Regions from separate parts of the Homo sapiens genome. Here region 1 is linked to region 2. The links are chromatin contacts, found by Hi-C or POLR2A ChIA-PET in ENCODE. All regions are on one chromosome and are shown on one strand. The core of a region is the stretch at or near the end of the contact, and the rest is flanking DNA. Distances in the headings are between cores, read along the strand shown. Region 1 overlaps BZW1-AS1 (BZW1 antisense RNA 1). Region 2 overlaps LINC01792 (long intergenic non-protein coding RNA 1792).

What was found. A loop is a pair of places that touch in the nucleus more often than their neighbours do. ChIA-PET counts read pairs that join two places held with the same protein, here RNA polymerase II (POLR2A). Pooled maps may share reads with other maps.
Region 1: a map of PC-9 shows a loop between it and region 2 (10-fold over the local background). The contact joins two enhancer-like sites. A Hi-C loop is called at or near these places in 12 of 168 maps with a recorded cell type or tissue (CD4-positive, alpha-beta T cell, Caco-2, HepG2 and 9 more), 1 of 37 single-sample maps with no recorded cell type and 11 of 50 pooled maps. POLR2A ChIA-PET finds 5 or more read pairs at or near these places in 9 of 52 experiments (H1, MCF 10A, OCI-LY7 and 6 more).

The regions. Positions count from the first base shown.
Region 1 is chr2:200,784,071-200,788,626 of GRCh38, forward strand. All of the region lies in intron 3 of BZW1-AS1 (BZW1 antisense RNA 1), which reads right to left. It also overlaps the pseudogene AOX3P-AOX2P and the pseudogene AOX2P. Among named protein-coding and RNA genes, the nearest start is that of BZW1, 26 kb to the right of the region's middle. RefSeq lists an enhancer at 3,239-3,755. Within about 2 kb of position 2,946, at least 10 of the 41 ENCODE cell types and tissues checked have a DNase peak (open chromatin) inside an H3K27ac peak, as active enhancers do; they include PC-3, PC-9, endothelial cell of umbilical vein and 1 more, where a contact is called at or near this core.
Region 2 is chr2:200,710,780-200,715,575 of GRCh38, forward strand. It overlaps LINC01792 (long intergenic non-protein coding RNA 1792), which reads right to left. Exons shown (of 3, transcript NR_037886.1): 3 at 1,526-3,351. It also overlaps the pseudogene AOX3P-AOX2P and the pseudogene AOX3P. Among named protein-coding and RNA genes, the nearest start is that of LINC01792, 22 kb to the right of the region's middle. RefSeq lists an enhancer at 2,336-2,615. Within about 2 kb of position 2,417, at least 35 of the 41 ENCODE cell types and tissues checked have a DNase peak (open chromatin) inside an H3K27ac peak, as active enhancers do; they include PC-3, PC-9, endothelial cell of umbilical vein and 1 more, where a contact is called at or near this core.

The sequences.
Region 1 (4,556 bases), core at 1,696-4,195, 74 kb after region 2:
TTAGAAGCCAGCCTTGATTGGGACCTCCCAAGGAGTGCAGAGAGGAGGAAGTCCTGGGTCTTAGTTTAACAGAGGCCAAGAAACACACAAAATTTAGATTCTTCTACTATTACCTGTTGCAGGAAATGGCAATACTCATCTATCTATACAGAAACATAAACAAGAAACCCAGGAGCCATCCTGGCATTTCTCTCCCTCATACTCAGTAGCTAGTCCTTCACCATGTCCTGTTCATTTTCACCCCCAACAATTTCTTGACCCAGTCCATTTTCTCCATCCTTAACCACTATATTATTCATTCATCCCACAAACAGATGTTGAGCATCTAATGTGTGCCAGGCATTGTTCTACAGAACAATTCTGGGGCTACAGTAGTGAATGAAACAGAGACCCCCTACCTTGGTGGAGTTTAGTTTCTGGTGACCCTGAAGCTACCTACCATCTCTCCACCCTGGATCAAAGCTGCCTCCTGGCTGATCTCTCTACACCCCCTGCAGCCAGAAGCTTGTGGTGTGGCAAAGCAGACCATGCCACACCAGCACACACATTGGCAAAAAGCTTCCCTTTGCTCATAGGAGACAGAAAACTTCTTAACTTGCCTTCTTGAGCCTACAAACCTTCAGAGTCCAGCATGGCCAACCCCACCCACCTCTCCAGCCACCCATGACCCCACCCAGCCACACTTGTCTTCTTCTGTCATTCCTCATGTTAAGGACAGAGACGCTCACTCCTGCTTTAGGGCCTCTGCCATGCTCTTCCTTCTCCTTGGAACCATCTTCTTCTGTTCAACTTGTTAACTCCTACTCAGCTTTAATCAAATTCAACAAATTCATTTGATCCCTTCCTTTCTGCATAGTTTGAGGTCCCAGGAATATAAGGTCCCTGCTCTCAAGGCATTTATAGTCTAGCAGGGAAGGAAGACAGTGACTGTGAATTATAAGTGCTTGGCTGACCCTGGGGTATACTACTACATCCCACAGAATAAAACCTTTCTGACTTAGTCTCGCTCTTTTCTTGAAGTCAGAGGGGTCATAGATGGGATCCCACTTTGGTTACTCGTCATGCAATTGTTCATTTATCTAACATATTTATTGAGTACCTTCCATGTGCCAGGCACTGCTGGGGAACTAAAAAAATAGTGGTGAGCAAGGCAATCTCTGCCGGCATAGAGCTTACATTCTGTGGGGGAAGCCAGACAGTAAGCAAGTAAACAAACGCACAATATAATTGCAAGCAGTATTGAATACTGTGAAGGAAAATTGAAGAGAAGGGAGCTAGAATGTGATGGAGAGATTATTTGATTATAGTTTCTTGGGGAAGTTCCCTCTGAGAGTGTTCACATTTGAGCCAAAGCCTGAATGAAGCAAGGGACCAAGTATAAAGCTGGCAATGATACAGTCCAGGCCAAGAACAGCTCATGCAAAGGCCCTGCAGCTTCAGAAGAATCAAAGCCACTTGGGACTAAGCAGCCCTCAAAAGTGGCCCTTTTGTGTCTGATTTGCCCCTCTGGTAGAAAAGTGTCTGATTTGCCTCTCTGGTAGAAAAATCTTACAATTGTTGTTCTCCATGGCTGAGAGATAAAATAGAATTTGTGGCCACACCATTTATTTTCACATCAGCGAGTGAAACCTGGATAGTCCTTCTTCCAATCAGCAACTTTCCTAGTCTTTATCATATGCTTTATCACACTTCAGGTCTACTTCTTTAGATCTTTAGTGACTATAATTAATTCATCCCCTTAGAAGCCACAGCAGGCCTCCTGAAGTTCTTATAGCCTGGCTGCTCACACAGACCAATTTCTAAAGCATCTTAGAACAAATCTGACCCCATATCAGAATTTACTCTTTTTTTTTTTGAGACAGAGTCTCTGTTTCCCAGGCTGGAGTGCAGTGGTGCAGTTTTGGCTCACTGCAGCCTCCGCCTCCAGGATTCAAGCGATTCTCCTGCGTCAGCCTCCTGAGTAGCTGGGATTACAGGTGCACGCCACCACGCCCGGCTAATCTTTGTATTTTCAGTAGAGACAGGGTTTCACCATGTTGGTTATGTCTCAAACTCTTGACTTCGTGATCCACCTGCCTCAGCTTCCCAAAGTGCTGAGATTACAGGCATGAACCACCGTGCCAGCCAGAATTTACATTTTTAATACATTTGATCAAATTACAACATGGTTTTTAATTGAAATATATAATGATTCACACTGGTACACAATGCTGTACTATGCAAATGTGTATATAGAAAGAGAGAAAGAATAAGAAACATATATATTAACAGTCTTTGCATTGGGCCTTTGAATGCCCTTGTCAAAACACAATTTGTTCTAATGAATAAGAAGGTCAGGGAGTCAGAGTGTCTGTATACTAGAGCATGAGTATTGAAAAGTTCAAGACCTCCTCTTTTAATAACCTCCTTATAGCCATAAGGTAAATAACAGCCCGACTAGATCTATTTCTTAAATAGAAATGATGGTAAAACACTCAGTACTTTTCCCTCGGAATTAAATAAAATAATGCATGTAAAAATACTGTGTAAATATGAGTCACTCTGTAAATATTAGTGTTAAGGTCATCACCAAAAACCCATAAACTGTTAATGACCTTCTTCAAAATATGCCTCTCCCAAAAGGCTTGAAAAGTGTTTCCACATTAAATCAAGTTGACCTGCTGAGGCCAGAATAAACAACAACTCTTCTAACTAGCAGCTTCATTTTCATGGGTAAATTAGCTTCAAAAAAGGCAGGCATTGGTAAGAAGCCTAAGGCATGTTTGTTACCAAAAAAATCATACTGTATGAATGAGCATTTACTATGTCAAAAGGTTTTTTTTTTTTTTTTAACATGTTTGGGTTTGTTTAACCTTAATCACAGCCTAATGCTGGCTGCCATTTTTGCATGGCTGTTTCTCAGGTGGTTAATTTCTGGTGAGGACAGTGTTGCTGGTTTCTACTCTGAGCCCAGCAGGTCAGTCCGGCTCAACTAGGCGTGGCCAGAAACATCATCTCTATGTAATTTCCTTTTCGGTGATGGGAGAAAGAAAAATATGTATTTCCTGGAAAATGTGTTTTGTACAGTCATCTTAAATTCCACAAGGGGAAAAAAGTAAACTTCCTTTAAAGATATACATATTTAACACTTTCATATGAGGACTTCTCCTTAGAAACAGTGATTTCATTTAAAAAAAATATATATTTAGGATTCAGAGACATGAAGGGTTCCATACCCTCAAAAATTAGAAAAATACTGCCTTGGAGAATGTGGAATAGGCAGACATTTTTTACATGTTATCTTAATATCACCAACAGCAAAACGTTATTTATTGAGTAATCACCAAATGTGGTCTATGTGGGCTGCCATAGTGGGAGGCCATGTAGAGCCAATTAACAGCTTCAGTTTCCATCTCCTGGAAGTTAAAATCAGACACCTCAGCTTGGAAACAGGTTTATAAGCAGGTTTCAGCTTACCCCACTTCTGAAGGGGCAGCCTGGAACACGCTGACTCATAAGAAATCTTTGCAATCATAACAAATGGCTCATGTCCTGCGTTAGGCTGACGCATGATCTTATCGTACCCTAGTGGGAAAAGTCCTTCATTCTTAGATCAGTCCTCAGTTCCAAATGGCCATGCCTGTCCTTCATAGAATCTGCTATTCTATGAGACTGACCAATGGCTAGTTTCTAACGGCCTTCACCTTCTTCCTACGCCGCAAACCCTAATACAGTCTCCATCCACGGACTCCCCTCCTTTACAGCACTGCGTCTCTCACATCCCCACGTCTCATTTTCCCTCCCTGCTTCTTTTGCATTTCTAGATGCCCAGACTCAGTGAGAACTGGCAGCATTAAAAGCGCCACCTGTTTAGTTCAGTATCTGGAGCCCTTCCTCCCTGCTGAAGGAGGAGAGGCACGTGAACATTTTGCATGCTGCCAGACGCCTGGTTTACCCACTCCTCTCGGGCAGTTCACTCCCAAACACTAGCCGTTCAAGATGAAGCCTGCTCAACCCCATACTCTATACACAGCCCTGGATTTCTCTGAGCTGGGGGAGACATCTACCAGCCCTACAAGACTGTATTCTATTTCTTGGGGCTCATTTACCACAACATGTGAAAACATGAAATCTCCAGCCTGTTCAGCTATAATCTCAGCTACAGATAATTGGTAGGGCCTTAGACCAGCACGGACATGCTTCGGTCACCTGGATTCCTTGAGATGGAACACAGAGCAGACTGCACGGCTCAGGACAGACTGAGAGTAGAGTCTCCCATGGTGTCTTCCTCAGAATGCTCAACCTATTGACCTGTTCCCATGAGACACATACACATACATGCATGCATGTACTCACACAGACACGCATGTACGCACACAGACACACATGCACACGCACACTCAGACAGGCATGTACTCATTCTTAACCACATTCTTCTAGCCTCTCATGCTGTCTTGGAAGAGGTTTTATTGGCTGTGAAACTGATTCCACATTGAATATGTTTGTCCCAGGATGCAGGAACTGAATCATTTCCCTGCAATGCTTGGTGACATTTCACAGAGTAGCCATTCTTACTC
Region 2 (4,796 bases), core at 1,167-3,666:
TAGGAGTTACATGAGGCAATATTTAAGGATGAAGTGTTATGATGTCAATAATTAACTCTTACGTGATTCAGCTAAAACCATCTGATGGGGGTAGCCGGGGTTAGCTACAGCAAGAGTGAGTGTATGTGGCATAATGTTAACTGCTGGTGATCAGTGAATCCAGGTGAAGGGTATATAGGTATTATTACTTATTGTACCATCCTTGAGACTTTTCTGTAGGTTTGAAATTTATTAAAACAAAAAGTCAGCTGGGCGCGGTGGCTCACACCTGTAATCCCAGCATTTTGGGAGGCCGAGGCAGGCGGATCACCTTAGGTAAGGAGTTCGAGACCAGCCTGGCCAACATGATGAAACCTCATCTCTACTAAAAATACAAAAAATTAGCTGAGCGTGGTGGCACATGCCTGTAGTCCCAGCGACTGGGGAGTCTGAGGCAGGAGAATTTGCTTGAACCAGGGAGGTGGAGGTTGCAGTGAGCCAAGATCACGCCACTGCACTCCAGCCTCCAGCGTGGGCAACAGAACGAGACTCCGTCTCGAAGAAGAAAAAAGAAAGTCGTTCTTGTTGTATTCCAGTGAGAGTCTGCTTCAGCTTTCCGACAGGCCTCACATCAGCAAAATGCCCTGGCGGTTATGAATGCTGGAATGACAGTCCTTTTCAAAGACGGCACAAACACCACTGTGGACTTCAGTGTCTATATGGAGGAGGTGGCCCTACTACAGTTGGTGCAAATAAATTCTGTCAGCAGCTTATCAGAAGGTGATTTATTAACTTACACCTCAAACCAAATAAAGGAGCACCGTGTGTTGACCCTACCACAGTTTTGCTTTCATGCTATTTTTCTGAAGTCCCTTATAGGATGAAAACCATGGAGCTCCTCTAATTCATACAAACTTCCCCACGGCAATGAAAATAAAAGTCTGAAGACTATGCAGCAATATAGATTTTAAAAATGGTTTTATACCAATCAACTATATCTTCATAATTGATCATTTATATTAAAATAATGACAGCATCTTTACTTCAGAACCCCGGTGGATATCCTGACATCTCCAAGAAACTCTTAGGTGTCCTAACAGACTTTCTTTTGACCCTACCTCAGGGGATGTACTCATACGAGGTCACTACGTTTTCTGAAAGAACAGAACAGCCAAGTGGAGCTGTGACTGTCTTTTGCCATGGCTTTCCTTTTTAATTTCCAACTGCTGTCATAGTGTCAGCTTTTAGGAAAGGATCAGCTGTGGAAATGCTGTATTCAAGCAATAATCAGAAAATACAATGGAATAACAGTTCCCGTTTATAGTAACAACCAAAAAATAACTCTAGGGATAAAATCAACAAAAATATGTGCAGGGCCAACATGAAAAGAACTTTTAAAATCTATTGGTGAACTTTAAAAAAAGACAAATTTTAAAAGGGAAAGACATAAGCCTTAGCTACAAGGACACAAAATATAACAGTATCAATTTTCTCTTATAAATTAAATATAACACATTCCCAATCAAAACATCAACAGTGTCTTTTAAAAACTTGATTTTAAAGTTTATCTAGAAAGATAAAAAATGTATAATAAGAATAGTCAAGAGGGGAAACTAGCCCTATATAATATTGAAATGTATTCTATTACATTAATACATGTCTAGTAGTTACACATTATAGGTACTGATACAGGAGGAGAAAAACAGACCAACAGAACAATGTAAAGTCCTGAAATAGGCCAGAAAGTCAGGTCTCATTAGAAGCAAAAATGCACTTCAAGTAAGCCATAAAATGGAGCATTTAAGGAAGAATATTGGTACAACTTGCAAGCCATTTTAAAAACAAAGAAACATAAAGCTGTACTTCTATTTCCCACTTTACAATAAAAATAAATTCCAGATTGATTAAAGTTTTAAATACTAAAAACTATACTAAATATATGCATGCATTTAAAAAAATCCATAGCCTAAGGAACATGAAAGCCGGAAGTTATAAAGAAAAGACTGATAAATTTGACTATATAACAGAGAAAAGCATTAGTATAAAAAGAAACGCATTTACAGCAAAAACTTTTCTAAATCAATAAAAAAAGATTAAAAAAACAAAAAAAGAAAAGTATACCCACTGGCAGGAAACTGGAAAAATAAACTATTTTGAGCCTCACTTAGAATTTTTAAAATGAAAATTAAAACAGCAATGAGATACCATTTTCCTCTATTAGATTGGCAACAATTTAAAATGTTGATAGTACCCACGACTGATTAAATTTGACACATTTTTTCCTCCGAGCATACTTTTCATGTAATAAAGTTACTGAAACCAAATACTGTATTCTTAAAAATGGTTAGGGTTACTAAGAAGCCAGCAACAGAGGGCAGCAGAGACCTCCTCTGGGGCGTCCGCGTAGTTCATGTTCCAGTTTTACAAAAGCAGCTTTTTCTCTGCTGTGGTCTCTGAGGTGTCAGAGTGCAGCAAAAGGGAAATGCGTCATCAGTTCTTGTCATCTCATTGGTGACAATGAGTAATCAGGTGGCGGTGGCGAGGTGGTGTCTCTGGGCCCTCTCTCCAGGCCAGAACGGGCACGTCCCACACGCGAGCAAGGCTTCTTGCTGTGCCGCCCGTCAGAGCCAAGTCTGTGATGGCGCCTCTGTTCCAGGTTGTTACAGAGCTGGGCAGCTCCTCAGGAAGTTGGCATTAAAGAGAGCTGGTGTTCAAAATCTGGATTTTCTTTTTTTTTTTTTTTTAACCGAGAGTCCTTTCCCCTCAATAAACTTGACAAAGGAGATCAAGGAAACTAGGAAACTACCAGAAATTCTCATTTGCATTTCCAAGCAAACGCCCAGCAATCTTAGTCATATTAGCTGCATGGCTTTGGGGTTAGAAAGGAGGTGAGGTTGGGAGGGGAAGATAAAGGATAAAATCAGAGTGAATAACACAGAAGAGGTCTAGCCAGCTGCCTTTCCTGCTTACAAGGGGCCACTGGGGCCAGAGCAGGCCTCCTCCCCCGGCTGTTGCGTCCAGGCTGTTTCCCACACTGTAGACCCCCTTCCTCCTTTGGTCCTCTCTGCCCTTCCCTGGGTCTCCCATTTCAGACCTTGCTGTGCTTCCCAGTCCCCCACATGGAACTCAGACTCCAATTTCCATCAGTCAAGGGCTTGCCTCTTCAGGCACATGTCCTCAGCTCCCACTAAGAGGTCCTCAGCTTTAGGCCAGCTCGGCAGACTGGGGAAATGGACGCCTCTGCACTGACCCAGCAATGCTTATCCAGATCAGTGTTCAGGGAGCACCTTTCTCTCTATGTCCTGTGGATGCAGGGTCTGCCTGGTCAACGGCAAAGGTGTCTTTATGCATCTTCGGGAGGTTGGCCTGTTACTGGGTATAGAGTTAGGGAAAGTACAGCCTGAGAAATTAATATAGAATGCATGTGTATATACATACAGACATTTTTGTGCTTTCTTTTTATAAAAGTAAAACATGTCCTTTAATGGACATTCGACAAATACAGAAGAATATAAAAAGAAAATCAAAATCTCCTGTAAACCTACCAGCTATATATGGCCATTGCCAAAGTATTTTTTAAATACTGTATTAAAAACTTGATTCTCATACAAATCTTAAGTAAGCAAATGTCAAAGATTTATTTAACTCGACAATGAGGGAACCAGCAAAATGATAAAACTGGATGAAAGTGAATTTGAGAGACTGAGCATATAGGCATGCCAGCACAATGACGAAGGTTGCTAGTTTAGGTAAAAAACCGGTTAATATCTTACAGGTAATAAAACTGTAACCTTTGAGGTTGCCTTCCTACAGGACAGAAATAATTTGATTCTTTACTAGAAAAGAAAATCTACATGTTCTTATGTAGCTTCACAGAGTCTAGCCCCCAATCAATAGTAAACAAGTTCAACAAAGGAACATTCCCTTAGAGAATGAGATAACCATGGAATGGACTTGCTAGACTGTGTTCCAAAATGCATTGAAAGGCCATTCAGTGAATCTTGTCTATTTTTCCAAGTTTTGGATAATATTTCTTAACATGCTATTATAATTTTAATAGACTTCCTTGTAATTTTAAGGATTATTAGGGTGTATATAAATATGTGAATACATAAAACACATTTTTTATTTTATTATTATTATACTTTAAGTTTTAGGGTACATGTGCACAATGTGCAGGTTTGTTACATATGTATACATCTGCCATGTTGGTGTGCTGCACCCATTAACTCGTCATTTAGCATTAGGTATAGCTCCTAATGCTATCCCTCCCCCCTCCTCCCACCCCACAAAAGTCCCTGGTGTGTGATGTTCCCCTTCCTGTGTCCAAGTGTTCTCATTGTTCAATTCCCACCTATGAGTGAGAACATGCGGTGTTTGGTTTTTTGTCCTTGCGATAGTTTGCTGAGAATGATGGTTTCCAGTTTCATCCACTTCCCTGCAAAGGACATGAACTCATCCTTTTTTATGGCTGCATAGTATTCCATGGTGTATATGTGCCACATTTTCTTAATCCAGTCTGTCATTGTTGGACATTTGGGTTGGTTCCAAGTCTTTGCTATTGTAAATAGTGCCGCAATAAACATACATGTGCATGTGTCTTTATAGCAGCATGATTTATAATCCTTTGGGTATATACCCAGTAATGGGATGGCTGGGTCAAATGGTATTTCTAGTTCTAGATCCCTGAGGAATCGCCACACTGACTTCCACAATGGTTGAACTAGTTTACAGTCCCACCAACAGTGTAAAAGTGTTCCTGTTTCTCCACATCCACTCCAGCACCTGTTGTTTCCTGACTTTTTAATGATCGCCAT